Linked DNA regions of Homo sapiens: region 1 is linked to region 2. A link is an interaction called in ENCODE POLR2A ChIA-PET data of the cell type or tissue named here. Cell type or tissue: GM12878. All regions are shown on one strand. Each heading gives the region's core, and the rest is flanking DNA. Links, peaks and the distances in the headings are about the cores only.

Evidence for each region. Peaks named below come from ENCODE experiments on the same cell type or tissue, not always from the same donor. Only the 100,000 strongest peaks of a DNase experiment are listed, where the experiment ranks them.
Region 1: POLR2A ChIA-PET joins it to region 2 with 11 read pairs; 12 of 35 experiments call an interaction of 5 or more read pairs at or near these places.

The regions. Positions count from the first base shown.
Region 1 is chr2:64,095,204-64,105,024 of GRCh38, reverse strand. It overlaps PELI1 (pellino E3 ubiquitin protein ligase 1), which reads left to right. Exons shown (of 7, transcript NM_020651.4): 3 at 195-324; 4 at 4,526-4,627; 5 at 8,415-8,612; 6 at 8,712-8,900; 7 at 9,757-9,821. Among named protein-coding and RNA genes, the nearest start is that of PELI1, 44 kb to the left of the region's middle. RefSeq lists a silencer at 1-14. In GM12878, for the core only: no CTCF peak of the experiment used is centred there; a DNase peak (open chromatin) is centred at 3,623; H3K4me3 peaks cover 1,053 bases; H3K27ac peaks cover 3,332 bases.
Region 2 is chr2:64,209,345-64,219,165 of GRCh38, reverse strand. No RefSeq gene overlaps it. Among named protein-coding and RNA genes, the nearest start is that of LINC00309, 8.8 kb to the right of the region's middle. In GM12878, for the core only: a CTCF peak has its summit at 1,760; DNase peaks (open chromatin) are centred at 4,415, 5,155 and 6,065; H3K4me3 peaks cover 986 bases; H3K27ac peaks cover 4,012 bases.

The DNA.
Region 1 (9,821 bases), core at 534-8,533, 110 kb after region 2:
AAAAAGAATCTCATTTTGTTTCACACACTGGCACCTGGTATGGAGATCAACAGTTGCTCAAAGGAATTTTAAATAATTATAATGTGTTAATAGATAATTAATTGGGAATTGATTCTGCAAGGCAAAGTCAAACATTTGTTTTATAATTGTGCAGTTCTTGCAAGAGATCACCTATACTTTTTTTCCCCCATCAGGTATAATGGGTCTCTCCCAAATGGCGATAGAGGAAGGAGGAAAAGTAGGTTTGCTTTGTTTAAAAGACCTAAGGCAAATGGGGTGAAGCCCAGCACTGTGCATATTGCTTGTACTCCTCAGGCTGCAAAGGTAAAAAAAAAAAAAAAAAGCTACATAAATTAACTTGGAGAATTTGAAAGACTTTTATGTGTTGTTTGTATTCTCTAGCATTCCCCTTACATTTCTATTTCAGAAATTGCCTTTTGTTTGGATTGGAGAAGAGACTTTGGAGACATGGTATTTGAAGAGCTGCCATATGGAAGGGGAATTGGACTTTTAAAAAAAAAATGACAAACCAGGATCAGTGGGTGGAAATTAGAAGGAAACACTCTGTTTCCTTATTAAAAGAGGTGGGATGGGGGACAGGGCTTTATCTAGTACTTAGAATTATGCAGCTGTCTGCCCTGAGAAGTGGGAAGTTCCCACTCTGTTACTAGAGGGGTCTCCCTGGACTGGATGAAGAATGTGATGTATAATATGTGTATTCAGGTATTAGAAGCACATTTGGATGAGGTAATTTTTAAACTAAGGGTCTTTACTTAAGATTCTTTGTATTGGTTGTATTCATTTTTGGTTTATAACTTCATATATTTGAGCATAGTACCTTGCACAAAGTAGACCTCAATAATTATTAAGTTGAATCAAAGCTATGAAGGCAATATCCAACTGCATCTACAATATAACTTCTCAACCCCCTAGCCTATTTCATGCTTCTAGCCCCCTTGTATTCTTCTAACAAAATTTCCAGAAGCTGGACCACCATTTCAGGATACTTGGGCTTTTCCTAGAGTGACAGACAAGGAGGGGGAATTTCACATCTTTATATTTTCTGTGAATTCATCTGCCTCCAATTTTATAACACTGACTTTGTGTTACAAAGAATTTAATATTGTAATGAGCAAATAAGAAAAATTAGAAAGAGTTCTTTGACTCCTGGAAGTACCTGTATCTTTAGCTAAGTAGCCCTAGGATGTACATTAATATTATACCATCTGAAGCATATCTTTGTAAATTAAATAAACAAGAGACAGAAAAATTGGCATATGATGTGGTTTTAGGTTGCAGCTTCAGTGTCTGAAGGTAATTGGCTTTTCAGCTTTGTTTTATATCCAGTTTGATTTGTGAAAGAATCCTTAGGCCTTGACTAGGACTCCTCTGTTACTATTTGGGAGCCAGTTGGTGCAGAAAAGGGACAGTTTCTTTTTGCTCCTTTGGCGAGAAGGAATATACTAAGCAGGTGGTGGAAGTAAACCTCAGATTGATTGAATCTGAGGAGCTTCTTACAGTAGCTCCCCCCGGAGTGCTCTTGACATTTTGGGTATGCCACTTTTTCATTGTTCAGTACTTTCCCACATACTACAGGACATTTATAGGTCCTTCACCCACAAAATGCCATTTGAGCCTGCAAATCCTCGTAACAGCCAAAAAATGCACAGCATATTTTCAGATGCCCCTTAGACTGCTAATACTACCTCTGGTTGAAAACCACTATCAGGGAAAATATTTCTAATCCCTGCCTCTGTAATACCATATTCTGTACTTTTCTTCCTATTTTACTCTGCCATGCCCTCATGTTTTCATTGTTATCTCTTTTTCATCTTTCATCTTTACTAGGCAATAAGAATCTTAGGGATCACAGATTGACTCTTGGCTGGGTGCGGTAGCTCACACCTATAATCCCAGCACTTGAGAGGCCAAGGTGGGCGGATCACTTGAGCTCGGGAGTTCGAGACCAGCCTGGGCAACATGGTGAAACTCCATCTCCACCAAAAATACAAAAAATTAGCCAAGCGTGGTGGCATGCCCCGAAGTCCCAGCTACTTGGCAGGCTGAAGTGGGAGGATCACTTGAGCCCGGGAGGCAGAGGCTGCAGTGAGCTGAGATCATGCCACTGTACTGCAGCCTGAGTGACAGAGTGAGACCCTGTCTCAGTTTAAAAAAAAAAAAAAAAAAAAGATTGACTCCTCCTCTTTAAATTTTGGAGGAATGTATTTGTGAGGTCATGATGAAAATTAAGCATTTAGTCTGGCAGTCATCTGGGATGAGTAGTTAAAACCCTGCGTTCTAGGCCAGTGAGACTCAAACGTAACTTGACATAGTTTTTATTCTCAGTCTTAGAGTAGGTTTAATAACTAACAAACAAAGATTACAATTTCAAAGCACATAAAAACCAATGTTTTAAAATCTCTTTAGCCACTAAGAATTAATTTTCAAAATACTGAGTAATTGTTTCATTGAAAAGTGAGCTGTTTAACGGGGCACAGTGGCACATGCCTGTTAGTCCCAGCTCCTTGGGAGGCAGAGGCAGGAAGATCACTTGAGCACAGGAGTTTAAAGCTGTAGTGTGCCATTTTCCTGCCTGTAAATAGCCACTGCACTTCAGCCTCTGCCACATAGCGAAACCTGGTCTCTTAAACATATATATATGTATATGTGTGTGTGCGTGTGTATATATATATGTATATATATGTTTAAAACTTGTAAAACAATTATATAGTATATATGAATACCTAAATGTGTAGAAAGAAATATGTAAAACATGCATGTAAATGATCTACACTGCATTCTTGAGGTTGGATACCTCTGTAGAGAAAAGGGAACTGGGAGAGACATGTAGGCAGCCTCAATTGTATCTGTAGTTTAATTCCTTAAAAAAATCAGACGCAGGCCAGGCACAATGGCTCACGCCTGTAATCCCAGCACTTTGGGAGGCCGAGGTGGGTGGATCACGAGGTCAGGAGTTCGAGACCAGCCTGGCCAACATGGCAAAACCCCGTCTCTACTAAAAATAAAAAATTAGCCGGGCGTGGTGGCATGCACCTGTAATCCCAGCTACTCAGGAGGCTGAAGCAGGAGAATCACTTGAACCTGGGAGGCGGAGGTTACAGTGAGCCGAGATAGCACCACTGCACTGCAACCTAGGCGACAGAGCGAGACTCTGTCTCCAAAAAAAAAAAAAAAAAAAATCAGAAGCAAAAGTGGCAGTATTAAGCTTTGATAAAGCTGAGTCGTTAGTATAATCTCTTCTATATTTGGAAATAGGGTATTTCTGTATTCTCTTTGTATATTTGGAAATTTGACAGTCTTAAAGCTGTTGTTTTAAGGCTTTATCTATTACAGATTAGTTGCAAATTGAAACCAAGTAAAAGCTTATGATGCCAAACTTCTAATTAAGAAGGATTTTTTCATTTAGCTTCTTTGCTGTATATAATTATTCTCTTCTTTGTGTCTGTTTTATGCAGCCCATTTCTACTTCCTTTGTGTGATGACTAGATTTTTCCCCTCCTTTGATATTATCTTCAACTCATATACATAGAAAACACTTGAAAACAAAACTGAAAAGTTCTTTTTAGCAATGTTTTTAGTTTGAGATAAATCAGAAGTACAGTCATAAGCATTACATCCCTTTCCTTTGGTAATGTTTAATCATTCTATGAATGTTTCTTTTGTTTTTTTTTTTTAAATTTTTTTCTTTTATCTCCTGGGACCAAATCCCAAATGCATTTTTCTGTATCTCACCCAGCATATGGCCAACATTTGTCATCTGTAGAGTCACAAAATGGTTAGAAAACCAGTTAACTTGGCTTATGAGTGAACTTTATAGCTCTCTGAATGACTTCAAAAATAAGATTCCTCTTATTTTGCAAGATTTTCTTATCAGAGCAGTACTATTGTTTTCTGTTTTTATGTGGGATTTGGTTTTGATTATAATTTAAAATACTTAATAAGGGAGTCTAGTGGTTTGATAAAAGAAAATTATGGGCCGGGCGCAGTGGCTCACGCCTATAATCCTAGCACTTTGGGAGGCTGAGGCAGGCGGATTGCCTTAGCTCAGGAGTTCAAGACCAGCCTGGGCAACATGGTGAAATGCCGTCTCTACTAAAAATACAAAAAAAATTAGCCAGGCGTGGCAGCGTGCACCTGTAGTCCCAGCTGCTTGGGAGGCTGAGGTAGGAGAACCACTTGAACCTGGGAGGCGGCGGTTGCAGTGAACCGAGATTGCACCACTGCACTCCAGCCTAGGCAACAGAGCAAGACTCTGTCTTTAAAAAAAAAGAAAGAAAGTTATGTTTTTATTCTGTAACTGCTTCTAAATATTCTTCAGTACCCCATTCAACCCGAGAAACTACTGTCACAGCTGACAGGAGTTATTAACCTCTCTAAATTTCAGGGGGAAAATGTATAAATATGTCATGTATTTGATAAATAGTTTTCCCTTTTTTTAATGAAAAGATTATCTGATTGGATTGACCTGCCTACTAATTTTTGCTATTAACTTTTTCATTCTTAGGCAATAAGCAACAAAGACCAGCATAGCATATCATATACTTTATCTCGGGCCCAGACTGTGGTGGTTGAATATACTCATGACAGCAACACCGATATGTTTCAGGTATTACAACATCTTAAATTTTTTTTCTTAAGAAACGAAAAAGTTAAAAATCTATTGTTGGTGACTTTTGCTGAGGTCAGAGGATTATCAGATTTTTATATTGTATTTTATTAAAATATAGATTGATTGCTAACCCTTATAAATAGAAGTCAATCTAGCATGGTTGAGATGGGCTCCAGAATAAGAATTACTGGTAAATATTACATAACCATTATATGCCTCAGTTTCCTCCTCTGTAAAGTGCAGATAATAGACTCTCCCCTATGACTGTTAAGAGGCTTAAATGATCTAGTACATGTAGAGTACTCAGCACTGTGCCAGGCACTTAGTAAAAACACTTAGTGAATAGTAGCTATTATCCAAAAAAGAAAACAGTAAATACTCTGCATACATTTATGACTTTTTCTACCACTACCTCCCACCTTCCTCTCTAGACAATAAACAATCCAGGCACTTGCTAACTATTTGTATTATCTATGTGAAATCAAACCTTTTTCTCAGCATGTATTTGGTCAATGCTACTCATGCAATAAAAGTATTTTTCTCTTACTTTTTGTACCAATCCAGTGCTGATATTTTATAAACTGATAGATTTTAGGACAGTCAGTTCCAAAGATGTAAATAGAATCCTTGATCTTCTCCCTTAATATTGAGCTCTCTGAAGCTTAGGCTTTTTAAAAACAAACTTAAGTACAACATAAATTGCCTGATAATGTTGCTTTTATAATTATTGTCACATTGACTTCCATTTTTCTTTATTTTACAAGGCAAATAAAAGTGAAAAGACCTGGAAATATATTTAATTTCAGTCAATAGTGAAATATTTCTTTGAAGCCACTCCCTCTGCCCAACCCTTTTAATGAGATGAGATACTGAATTTCTTTTCTCTAGTTAATATTAGAATGTGGGCATTTATTATGTTTTCCTCACTTTTACCAAAAATAAATAAGATCTTTAAGGAAGATTAATGTTTAGATCCAAGAAAAACCGAACACAAAGCTTTAGGATGATTTTTCACATTTTGTTTCACTGACAAGCAGTGAAAATGAATGAGCTTAGCTTTTTTTTAAAATCAAGATGCTACTAGGCCTGTAGTCTCAGTTACTCAGGGGGCTGAGGTGGGAGGATAGCTTGAGGCCAGCCTGGGCAACATAGTGAGACTTCGTCTCTTTAATAAAATATAGATAAATATATATGTGTGTGTGTGTGTGTGTGTGTGTGTGTGTGTGTGTATCTCCAAGATATTTGGTCACAGGCTAGAATTTTAGCTTCAGAAAGTACGTTATATTTATTTGTTTACCGCTTATCTTTTGTAGATGAGGTTAACTGAAATCTTGTGAGTTAAAGATGATAGAGTTACTTGGGGGCAAAACTGAAATTAAACCAGGCATCCTGAATTCTGAAACAATGTCTTCACCATCTAATGAAGGCCCTTGAATAAGTTTTAACAGTTTGGGTTTTGTCTTTTTCATAAAGTAGAGAATTTTCCCCAGTATCATAAACTGATTATGCCCTTTCTACAGGTATTATACCTTTGGAAAATCCAAACATTTCTGCATCAAAAAGACTGTGATGTATCAGAAACTACCTTGATAAACTAGCCAGTCTTTGAGGAATTGTACTGGAAACATTCTAGGATTGTCTACCCTGTAAACTGAACAAGAACATTTATTGTTCAAGTCATCAGATATTCCAACTCCAACTCTATGCCTTGTTTGTCACTATGAAGTACATAAGGGAGACATTACAAGCTGATTACATGCCTAGGTGCTGTACTGACCCTGTAAATCTTAAGCACATTGATTGTGTTGAAGAAGGATGGAGAAAAGACTTTACACTGGTGCCTTTTCATGTAGATCTTTTTATCAGGTTAAGTAGGATTTTTGCCAGCAACCGGTAGAAAAGCATTCTAGCAAAAGAGATGGCAAAGAAGCAAAGAAGTAGTACACAGTGTGGTGAAAGATTGACGAATAAGCTGTTGTAGCTTGTATACACAAATAGCAGGAAATTCGGCTGGATTGGTAGATGGGAGGCAAATCTTGAGTCAGTTTCTAACTATTATCAGAAATAATAAACTACAAATTTTGGATAAGCTATAAGGAACCATTGAGTTTTCTCATGAGGGTAAGGGAGAGTAACAAAAGAGCTGTATTTTTAATGCTAATAATAGCAGGGGAAGAATTATTAACAATCATATTTTGGCATCTGATCACATTCATGGTGGTTTTTTTCTCTTTATAGATACTTAAGTTTCTTCCTTCTCATTGTCATTACAAATATTGCTTCAGTGTCTTAAATATTCTCTTCCAAGACCCAGTTGAAATGTCAGCTCTCTGGAACAGTCTCTTTCCAAATAAGTGCTACTTCTGTTGATTCTGAATATTAGTTCAATCCTTGGCCTATATCTTTTAGCTTTTAAAGAGCCTTTTTATTTGGGGGAATATTTTTTGTTTCAAAGATCTGAGGCCATTTAAGGTATCTTTATTTTTAAGAATAAAGAAAAGGAATATCCAATCTTATATTTGTTAACTAGTTTCCCTCTAAAACTATCCAATCTAAATAAAAAGACTTTATACTTGACAGTTGGACAAAAACACTAAAGAGGTTTATCTGAAAGTGTGCCGATATGAGGAACTTGAGGCTAAAATATGTAAAGAATGACTTTTAAGAGTCTTTATCTTTGTAGAGGGTCAGTATTTTTTCTCAGTACCCACATTCTTCAATTTTATGGTACTACTTTATAACAAATACATTCATGAACTGATAATTTCCAAATGTTTGCTTTAAAGCCCCGTGACACTTGTCACTTTTGTCATCTCCCCATTGATTTCCTTTTTTCTTTCAACTTTCAAAATGAAATTAACTTATTTACTAGCTAGTACCTCTGAAGATATTTTTAAATCTCTGACACCTCACTCATCCAGAACTCTTATCTGGGAACCTTGTCTCTCTGAAATATCCCTAAGAACCAGGAAGAGTATATATATAAAATAAATGCCACAAAGTTGATGTAGTGAAATTCCTTTTCTATTCTCCCTAGAGGATCCCTTAGGCTCTCACCAGAACCTTTTGAAATACTTTTCTCTGAAATAGGTTATTTGATTTCTCAACCCATAACAGAGTAAGAGTAGCCAGTTAAAAGAGGGGCTTGTTGCTGGAAACAAGCATGACCAAAAACAAGGAGTGATAGCTGACAACCTGACAGAAAAGAAACAAGAAAATATATGAAGTATACATAAGACCTCAAAGCAAGGCTGTGTAAGCCCTTGACATAAGGACCAGCAGCCTTGTATACCTCTTGTAGCACCTGAAGACATCACTGCATTTCAGCTTAACGTAAGTGGTATTTATAGTGTAATGTTCTGCAGTCATCCTAAAAGATTTACTTATATATGTTCACTATATTCTGTTAAATAAGGTAGAATATCTCTTTAAATATCTCTAAAGAGAAAAAAACTACATGATACACATATTTCCATCCAAAAGGGTTAAAATTAAAATCTGCAGCCATCTAGAAATCTCAGCCGTTCCTGAATTCTTCATTCCCTAAGGGTTTCGTATATTATTGTAAGTTCTCATTTAATTCCATGCTCTAAGTGATTACTTCATCAGAGACAGTCTGACTGATTAGTTTTCAAGAGTATAGATGCCCCCAGCGTTAAGTATGGTAAACTTCAACTTTAGAAATTTCAGAGACCTAATGTTCTCTCCTTATTGTGCCCTTCTTGAATGGATTTTCCACTGTGCTCTTTGAATGGGTTTATAGGTATTTTTTTTTTTCCCTCAGATTGGCCGGTCGACTGAAAGCCCCATTGATTTTGTAGTAACTGACACGGTTCCTGGAAGTCAAAGTAATTCTGATACACAGTCAGTACAAAGCACTATATCAAGATTTGCCTGCAGAATCATATGTGAACGGAATCCTCCCTTTACAGCACGGATTTATGCTGCAGGATTTGACTCATCAAAAAACATCTTTCTTGGGGTAAAAAGCTTTTTTTCTAAATGATGCTTTCTTTTATACTAGCTTTCATTCCAAGTTACAAGTTACAAGTTGGAAGCTCACTGCTATTATTTCTACTAGGAGAAGGCTGCCAAATGGAAGACATCAGATGGACAGATGGATGGCTTGACCACTAATGGTGTTCTTGTGATGCATCCACGCAATGGGTTCACAGAAGACTCCAAGCCTGGAATATGGAGAGAAATATCGGTGTGTGGAAATGTATTTAGCCTACGTGAAACCAGATCGGCTCAGCAGAGAGGAAAAATGGTAAATACTGAATGGTATTTTCTTAATTAGCTACAATAAACACATAGGATGAGTAGAACTGAATGCATTACATACATTCCAGAAAACTCTTAAATCTATTGCCAACACAGAATACTAAGTCTATCAAACACTGACTACCAAATTCTATACTAGAGGACAGTCTCTTTAATATTTCGTTTAGTAGCCGGGCGCGGTGGCTCACACCTGTAATCCCAGCACTTTGGAAGGCCGAGGCAGATGGATCACCTGAGATCAGGAGTTCGAGACCAGCCTGAGCCACATGGAGAAACCCTGTCTCTACTAAAAATACAAAATAAGCCAGGCATGGTGGCGCATGCCTGTAATCCCAGCTACTCGGGAGGCTGAGGCAGGAGAATAGCTTGAACCTGGCAGGCAGAGGTTGCGGTGAGCCAAGATTGCGCCATTGCACTCCAGCCTGGGCAACAAGAGCATTTTAGTAAACTCTGGAAGTTCATTCTTCTGTCATATCATGTTAATATATTTTAAAACCTAAGCTTTCTTAAACTAAACAGCACTCCCTCTGATCTTTTCTGTTGCCATCTGTATATCTTAAACCATATTTACCTCATTAAAAATATTAGACTTATTGATTAGCCAGATGTTTTAATCATAAGTTGTCTTTACCATAAGGCTAAAAAGAAATATGTTAATGTTTGATATTTTATCCTTGATTTTCAAACTTAACATTTTTCATAACTACTGTCAGTTTCTTGAATATTTAGTGAAAATCCTAGGAAACCTCATTTCTTGAGTAAGGAGTACTTAAAACCAAAACACTTATGTAAAAATCCAAAACAGAGTGGTGAATATGTTTTTCAACTCTTGTCTCCTCTAGGTGGAAATTGAAACCAATCAGTTACAAGATGGCTCGTTAATTGACCTCTGTGGTGCAACATTGTT
Region 2 (9,821 bases), core at 1,066-9,065:
AAGGACTTTATCTTGCCAGCATCTTGAAGGGTGACTGGCATAGCTAGGTGCCTATGAATTATGTGAGAAAGGAAGGAAGGGAAAATATTCAATGATTTATAAATATTAAGATAGATCTATTTTTTAGGCTGGGTGCGGTGGCTCACGCCTATAATTCTAGCACTTTGGGAGGCCGAGGTGGGTGGATCACCTGAGGTAGGGAGTTCGAGACCAGCCTGACAAACATGGAGAAACCCATCTCTACTAAAAATACAAAATTAGCTGGGTGTGGTGGCACATGCCTGTAATCCCAGCTACTCAGGAGGCTGAGGCAGGAGACTCGCTTGAACTCAGGAGGCGAAGGTTGCAGTGAGCCGAGATCGCACCATTGCACTGCAGCCTGGGCAACAAGAATGAAACTCCGTCTCAAAAAAAAAAAAAAAAGAGAGATCTATTTTTTTTTTTTTTGAAATGGTAGGACTCTATCCAGAGCCAAGCCTGATGACGATGTGATATATCTTTATCAATATCAGATGTTAAAATAAAGTGAGGAGATTGGAGGAATTCTAAAGATATTTTGAGAAATGGCAGCATTACTGGGATATGAGTCCCAGTTGTGACTTCATTTCACAAAACACATTGGATTTCTGAACTGTGGCATGTATGCTAAAATCTTTCTGGTATGTTATGCTCACACCTCATCCTGTCAAGTGGTAGCTTGTGTTTTTGATCATAAGGTCTGCAGAGATTCATTATCGGGAAAAGTTTTCACATACCCATTTTGTTATTGTTGTTGTTGAGACAGGGTCTCACTCTGTTGCCCAGGCTGGAGTGCAGTGACACAATCATGGCTCACTGTAGCCTCCAACTCCTGTGCTCAAGTGATCCTCGTGTGTCAGCCTCCTGAAAAGCTGGGACTACAGGTGTGTACCATCATGCCTAGGTAATTAAAAAAAATTTTTTTTTTGTAGAGATGGGGTTTCACTGTGTTGTTCAGGCTGGTCTCAAACTCCTGGCCTTAAGTCATCTTTCCACCTCAGCCTCCCAGAGTTCTGGGATCATAGGTGTGAGCCACCACACCTGGCCCAGATACCCGTTTTTAAAAAGAATCAGTAATGCCATCCTGGCCTTGAAATTACTGAACTAAAGAAATGGAGAACCCAAAAGAAGAAAGATATAAAACTGATCAGCATTTTAACCAAAAAAATAAGTGAAATGATTAAAGTAGTACCCAAAAAGAAAATCTAAAAAGAACAGGGAAGGATGCCTTTGTTTAAAAATAACAGAAATAAACTCTGACTAGTTTAACTAACAAAGAGGACTTGTTGGAGGGATAACAGCAGAGTGATATTTAGCTGATTCACCCCAGCATGGTTATCCTACATGTTTATGGTTGGTTGGTGTTTATGCTCTACTCTTTGTTAAATATCTTGCCCAGCAGCCGTGAACACTGGAGTTCCTCATATACTCTAAGAGCTAGATGCAGCCGGACCCCGAAAATGAGCAAGAACCAGTGTATCGTATCTGCTAGTTTTGGCAACAAGTCATGAAAACTCAGACTTAAACTGGCTTATAACACGGGTTGGCAAATGATAGCCTGTAGATTAGCTACTTGTTTTACTGGGACACATTCACATCCATTCATATATGTATTGTCTAGTACTGCTTTAGAGCAAAACAGAGGACTTGACTAGTTGTGACAAAGACCTTACGGCCAGCAATCTTAAAATATTTACTCTCTGGCCCTTACAGATAAAGTTTGGCGACCCCTGGCTTCTATAATGGGTCATTTACTATCTAATATATTGGCTTGAGTGCCAAGGTGGACTCAAAACTGCCATCAGAGGTCCAGGCTTTTTAGAATTCTTGCTGCCATCTTCAGTGTTGCCCTCAAACAAGCATGGTCACGTTCATGATGGCAAGAAAGCTGACAATGGCAATCAGAACTATGCACTTCCTTGTTCACGTCCAGCATAAGACTAATTTCTCCCCTAGGAATGGAATACAAATCTTCAATCAGATGATTGGGCCAATTTAGGTCACATGTCCATCACTGGATCAATACAGTTGCCAGGGCATTGCCATGCACATAGTGTCTTGGACCAGTCTGCAACCCTCTCTAAGGATGGATGGATCCAGAAAAACATCAACATTAAGAAATGAAGAGTGGGCCGGGCATGGTGGCTCACACCTGGAATCCCAGCACTTTGGGAGGCTGAGACAGGCAGATCACTTGAGACCAGGAGTTTGAGATCAGCCTGGCCAACATGGTGAAACCCCGTCTCTACTAAAAATACAAAAATTAGCTGGGTATGGTGGTGCACATTTGTAATCTCAGCTACTTGGGAGGCTGAGGAAGGAGAGTGGCTTGAACCTGGGAGGCAGAGGTTGCAGTGAGCCGAGAGCATGCCATTGCATTCCAGCCTGGGTGACAGAGCGAGACTCTGCCTCAAAAAAGAAATGAAGAGTGATTGTTAAGTTAAGTGAGCAACAGTTCCCACACAACCAGGCACTGGAGGACTATGGAGGAACCTAGGAATGGTTTCTCTCTTCTGTCTCTAAATCTTTGCTTCTCTCTTCGACTCTGATTCATTTTTTTTTTTTATATCACAACCTGGTTTCTGCTACTTCTCCCAACATGGTGGCAAATACAGCTACCAATAGCTCAGATATTTACTATTACAGTCTTACGGCTCAAAAAAACTAAGCTCTCTTTTTCTCCGTCTTATTTTCAAGTACCTGGGGAAAGATTTTGACTGGCCCAGCCAGGGTCAAGATTATCCTTTAACCAAAAATGGGGTCATGTTCTTGAGTTTGGAAACTCCCACTATAACCACCTAGACACTAGTACAGAGTCAGTTAATTCTGAAAAAGAGTGTTGGCAGATAAGCCAATAGGTGTCTGCTACAGTATGTTGGTTTCTTCATGTCAGATAAAATCTATCTTTTCCATTATTCGTGATTGTATACATTAAGATTATTTTTCATTTTGAGAAACATAGACACAAAAGAACAGTCATTTAAACAAGACAGTTTATCTTTCATACAAAGCTGCAGAGGTAGACAAGCTTATTACATTTCTGTCCACTCATCTGCACTGTTACCCTTGTCTTCATGGTCCAAGATGGCAGCCAGAGCTCCTGCTTGCATGTCCATATTGGAGGCAACAGGACAGAGAAGTTGCCATATACTTCCATTAGTACTTTGCAAGGGAAATTGGAAAACAGCTGCTTTTTTTTTTTCTGAACAGCTACATGCCTAGCTTAAAACTCAGGGGTTCGGCCGGGCACAGTGGCTCACGCCTGTAATCCCAGCACTTTGGGAGGCCGAGGCGGGCAGATCACGAGGTCAGGAGATCGAGACCATCCTGGCTAACATGGTGAAACCCCATCCCTACTAAAAATACAAAAAATTAGCTGGGCCTGGTGGCGGGCACCTGTAGTCCCAGCTACTCAGGAGGCTGAGGCAGGAGAATGGCGTGAACCCAGGAGGCGGAGCTTGCAGTGAACCGAGATAGCGCCACTGCACTCCAGCCTGGGCGACAGAGCGAGACTCCGTCTCGACAAAAAAAAAGAAAAAAATCAGGGGTTCTATCACTATGGAAGAAAAGAACACATATTAGGGGACCAATAGCAGTCTCTGCATTTTGATTGTTCATTTTTAGAATACATAAGGCTCTTAAGCTAGAATAGTTTCTTATTTATTTTTAATTGACAAAAATTGTGTATATTTATGGGGTACAATGTGATTGTTTGATCTATGAATACATTGTAGAAAGAGTCAATCAAGCTAATTAACATATCCATCACCTCATCAACTTACCAATTTTTTTGTGGTGAGGATGTTAGAAAGCTATTCTTTTAGCAATTTTGAAATATACAATACATTGCACTGAATGGTGACCACAGTTAAAAGAGTTTCTTTTTAATACAGAAAGAAAAAGAGTAGTCATCATCAAGTAACAGAGTTTAAAAATACAACTCATGTTTTATACCCACATAATTGAAATTGAAATACATTAAAGTAACAGAAAAAATATACAAAACACTGCCATTGTTTACTTATGTCATGTGTGGCCTTCAAATAAAGGCAATTTTGTGTCATAGTGAGGAGCTATCTGCCAGACAGTGACAACCAGTTCATGTCACTTTTGACAAAACTCTGTGTAAATTCTGTAGGTTTGTGGTATAAAAGGAGACAGATTAACATTCCTTTAATTCAGTCTCAGTCTTAGAAACATGAAATGCTGAAAAGTTATTTTTTAAGCCCAGGAATCTTCTCCCACCCATTAAGCTATCAAAATGGAAATGTCCAAAATGACCAGGTGTGTTTGCTCAACGAAAAAAAAAAGTGTTTCAGTTCTGCTTACTGCAATGACAGCTTGTAAAGCCTTCATCAAAGGAGGCTTTACAAGTTACAAAGCAAGCCTTTGTAACTTGCTTTTTCAAATTATGATTAATGGGCCTACTCTTTTCACAGCCAGTTTCCGATGGAAAGAAGATTCAAGTAATATTCTCCATGCTACTGTGGTCTGTTCTTAGTGGTGACTACTACAAGCCTGACTCAGTCAATTTAGATTTAGAAAAAATAATAAAGCTCCAGTCTCATGCCTGTGAATGAATGGGGAGTAGAGAAAGGGATTTTTTTTAGTACCTGAAAAGTTCCAGCAAAACTAAGCTTCATTGCTGAGGGTGTGTCAGCTGTTCAGGGCAACACCCTTCCTGCAGTTCGGGAGTACAAGAGCACAGACGTCAAGTATTATTTGGTGACAAGAATAGAACATTATTCTGAGCAAAAAAGTGTTATTCAAATTCTACCAAAGCACACAGATGCTGTGACATGGTAATTATTCTAAGAGTGATTAATTTAGAAATTACCTAACCTTTTTGGTTTCTATTTTCGATGACATTTGTAATCTAAATGAGCAACAAACCTGTGCCTCTCCAGCTTTTACATCAAACTCCAAACCTGATTTCCACTTTTATTTTAGGATCAGCAACTCATTTATTAGCGTCAGTCTGTATCTCAGAGATATAAGGCCATTCTAGGGCCAGGTGATCTGCAGACAAGGAATGGAGAAGTAAGAGAAATTACTGCTATCGTTTTCGAGCAAAGCAGGAGAGTAACACATCACCATTTGACTGTCCCCTTCCTCTCCCGTGCTGCCCCTAGAGATCTGAGCAGAAGAGGAGGTCATAGAATGGCTGATCTTTGCTGAGGGTTGGGACTTTGGCCTCTTCTTGTGAATCAACAAAATAATCAATCCAGCATTGGTTGTACTTAATTAAGTTTTAGATCCTCAGCAGATCTGCTTATTAATCCATTCTTTTGCAATAATTTTTCTAGCATCTGCCTCTACTGGGCTCTGTGTTAAACTACGGGTATACACAGAATCATCAGAAAGGGGCCCCATTCTCAAAGAACTTACCATCCAGTGATACTGGTATTAGTTTCAGTTATAGGAATAAGCAGCATGCATTTAGGAAATGACTGACAGGAAATATGTACAAATGATCATAATGGTTAGATGAAATTATGGGTAATTTTTAAAACTTCCCCAAATTCCTACAATGTTATCATATTCCTATAATTATATTCATCTAATGGTTTGAATTTAAAAATACAACAGTAATCTCAAGCCCTAGTATTGAAATTGAGTGATGAATTTTTATTTCTTCAAATAAAACTACTTTAAGTAATATAACCTCCATTATAAATTGTAAAAGTTACTTTTTATAAACAGACGTCAACTATTTAATCATAACACAGATTCTATCTATCATAGCATAACACAGTTATTACAGCAAATCCACTTAAGTCTTCCTGGGACAAGGGAAAAGGGCATAGGTGAAAACCACAGAATAAAATATCTTGGACTATTTTAGGCCTTCCAATGAGGGCAGTGAGATGAATGGCCCTTTTTAACCTCTATACAAACCATGTTGTCATTTACCATGCACCTATGATGTAGTGGCTAGGCTTACCAGAAAACACTCTTAAGCAGCCTCAGAAATGTTGAGTCATTCGTACATGTAATCTACCTCATAATACTGAGAAAAGTACTTGAAATGTCTCAAAAAGAGAAGCATTAGTACAAACTTGTAACAGCTACAGTGGTCATCAGACCCGGACCAACTGTAGTCAATGGTTTTACCCACAAGCCAACTTGTGAGTCAGAATCCCACTTGTTTTCAGCTGAAAACACAGGTGATAGGAATTCAAGCCCTCTACCCAGTGCTATGAACACTGTGAGTACTCTCCAGATGGGAGCTATGGGTATTGTCCTTCAAAGATACAGAATAAATGTTGAGGTGTCGTTTTGACCATGAAACCTGATCAGTTCTATGCTTTAGCTACATGCCTTTCTGATGCCTTCAGAGTACAAATACCCAGATGGTTTGAGTATTTAAAAGGAGGCTTATCAAAAAAAAAAAAAAAAAAAAAAAGAAGGGTTGAAAAGAAAAGGCACTTATTGAGTTCTTCAAAAACAACAGTTGAAGTGAATAAACTGTCATGGGTGCTTTTAATATGTAAATTTGCAAAGTCATATGCTTATTTCTGTTATCAGGAAGTAAGTGAAAAAATTCCTTTTAAATTCACTGAATCAACACAGATATGATGTGTTTTGTTTTGTTTTTTTTTGGGGGGAGTGCGGTTTTTTTGACACAAGTTCTTGCTGTTGCTCAGGCTGGAGTACAGTGACACAATCATAGTTCCCTCTAACCACAAACTCCTGGGCTTAAGCAATCCTACCACCTCAGCCTCTCAAGTAGCTAAGACTACAATGCTATGCCACAAAGCCCAGCTAACTTTTGTATTTTAATTTATTTTATTTTAATTTAATTTTATTTTTTGGTAGAGATGAGGTCTCACTATGTTGCCCAGGCTGGTCTCAAATTCCTGGACTCAAGCAATCTTCCTGTCTCGGGCTCCCAAAGCACAGGGATTATAGGCATGAGCCCGCATGCTGGGCCCACAGATATGATTTTTATAGACTTTTCTCATTTTTGTCGTTCCTGTCTCTGAAGTTCTGAACTTTCATTTATTCAAGCATATTTACTGATTTCCTACCATGTGGCAGACATTGATCTGGTGCTTAGAATACATCAGTGAACAACAACAACAAAAGATCTCTGTCTTTATAGAGGTTACATTCTAGGTAGAAGACATAAAACAAACTATAAACACAATAAGTAAGTAATTTCAGTAGGATATTACATGCGATAAATGCTTTGGGAAAAGGAAATGTTAGACCAGGGTAAGGCATCAGGAGTGCCAGCTGTGGAGAGGGAAGGCAAGTTCAGTTTCAGCTAGGCAGCAGGGGAGGCCTTGCTGAGAAGGTGAGAACTGAGTGAACAGGTGATGAGGATGAGGGGTGGGTCATGTGCTGTGGGGGAAAGTATCCCCGTCTGAGGGAACAGACATAGCTGGGGCATTTGAGGAACAGACATAGCTGGAGTGTTTGAGGAACAGTCAGGAGACCAGTGTGGCTGGCATGGAATGAGTGAAGGTGAGGTTAGCAGGAGATGAAGCCAAAGAGGTAATGAAGAGTTGGTCATCTGAGTGGTGTAGGCCTTTGTAAGGACTTGTATTTACTCTGAATGAAAGAGGGCACTATTGTGAGTTTTCCAGCAGAGGCGTGATACGATGAACCTACACATCTGAAGCATCTCTCTGACCAAATCCCACAGTGTGGCAAGGGTAGAAGTGGAGAGACTTGTGAGGAAGTGAATGTGATCATCCAAGAGAGAGATGACAATGGCTTGGAACAGATTGGTAGCAGCGGAGGTAGTGAGAAGTGGTTGGATGTGGGATATATTTTGAAGAGGAAGCCAACAAGATTCGGATGTGAAAAAAGAAAAAAAGAAAGAGGAGTCCAGAAAGACTCGAAAGGTTTTGAATAGAGTCACCATCGACGGATGGGGTGCAGACTGGGAGTGGAGCCAACTTCAAAGGGAAGAACAGAAGTCCAAGTTTGGACTTGTTAAGTTTGATATATGAAGCAGGCAGCTGGATAAAGCTCTGGAGTTCAGGAGAGAAATCTGAGCTGGAGGTGCACATTTGGCAGCTTCTGATGATATTTAAGGCTATGAAACCAGGTGAGATCACCAAGAAGGTGAGTAAGGAAGAGAACAGGACTAAGATTATGAGGTCAGAGGGAAAAGGCGGGACCAGCAAAGGAGTCTCAGAAGGAAGTGAGGAGGAGGAAAATAAAGAAAGGGTGTGTGCTGGAAGCCAAGTAAAGAAGCTGTTTCAGAGACAAGTCAGTCATCACTGTGTCGGATGCTACTGACACACACCTCAGATGTTGCCTGAGAAGCGAGCAATGGGCTTAGAAAAGTGTAGGTCAGGCCAGGCACAGTGGCTCACACCTGAACTCCCAGCCCTTTGGGAGGCCAAGGTAGGCAGATTGCTTGAGGCCAGGAGTTTGAGACCAGCCTGGCCAATATGGTGAAACCCTGTCTACAAAAACATACAAAAATTAGCTGGGCGTGGTGGCGCATGCCTGTAATCCGAGCTTCTTGGGAGGCTGAGGCAGGAGAATCACCTGAACCCGGGAGGTGGAAGTTGCAGTGAGCCGAGATCGTGCCACTGCAGTCCAGCCTGGGTGACAGAATGAGAATCTGTCTCAAAAAAACAAAAGAAAAGTGTAAGTCATTGGTGACTTTGAAAAGACAAGCTTCAGTAGAGGATTCATGGGAGAAAAACTTGTCTGAAGAAAGATTAAGAGGTGATAAAAAGAGAGAAATTAGAGGCAGCAAATATCGATAACCATTTAGAAAAATTCTGCTTTCAAAAGGAGATGCAAAGAATTGGGGCTGTAGCCCCATTTTTCTTAAGTGTTTTTGTTAGGCATTAGTATGTAAAATTAATACTTGCTAAATGAATGTCCTATTTTTTCAGACAGGCAAACATGTCTAATAAGTGTCTACTAAATACTATGTAATTACTAGAACATTATTGGAAAATTAACAATTTACAATGGAATTAACAAACTATGAATTTTCTTTTCTGTACAAGGTCTTTTTAGAGATTATAATATCATCTCCATTATAGAAGAAACTGTGCAGGCCAGACACAGTGGCTCACGCCTGTAATCCCAACACTTTGGGAGGCCGAGGAGGGCAGATCACTTGAGGTCAGGAGTTTGAGACCAGCCTGGCCAACATGGTGAAACCTTGTCTCTACTAAAAACACAAAAATTAGCCAGGCGTCTTGGCATGCGCCTGTAATCCCAGCTACTCGGGAGGCTGAGTCAGGAGAATCGCTTGAACCTGGAAGGTGGAGGTTGCAGTGAGCTGAGAATGCCACTGGACTCCAGCCTGGGTGACAGATCGAGATTTCATCTCGGAAAAAAAGAAAGAAGAAAGAAAAGAAGAGAGAGAGAGAGAAAGAAAGAAAAAGAAAGAAAGAAGAAAAAGAAAGAAGGAAGGAAGGAAAGAAAAAGAAAGAAAGAAAGAAAGAACGAAAGAAAGAAAGAAAGAAAGAAAGAAAGAAAGAAAGAAAGAAAGAAAGAAAGAAAGAAAGAAAGAGAAAGAAAGAAAAGAGCAAAAGAGGCCTTCTCAAATTGATATATGTTTTAGGATCTTCACTCCCATCCTTCTCAAAATGCTACCATTTATCTCAGCAAGAGCACCTTGTGAAGCATAAGCACAGCAACCTTTGCCACTTATACCCAAGACCTTGCAGCTCTTAGCATCCAATGTCTTACTTCCAATAATACTGTACGATGGGGAAAGGCAGTGAGTTGGTATGTGGGTGCTGTGGGTGTGAGGAAGATAAAGACAGAGGAGGAAGCATGTCTTAAAAGTCAGATATAACTCCAGTGACTAATTTTGACTG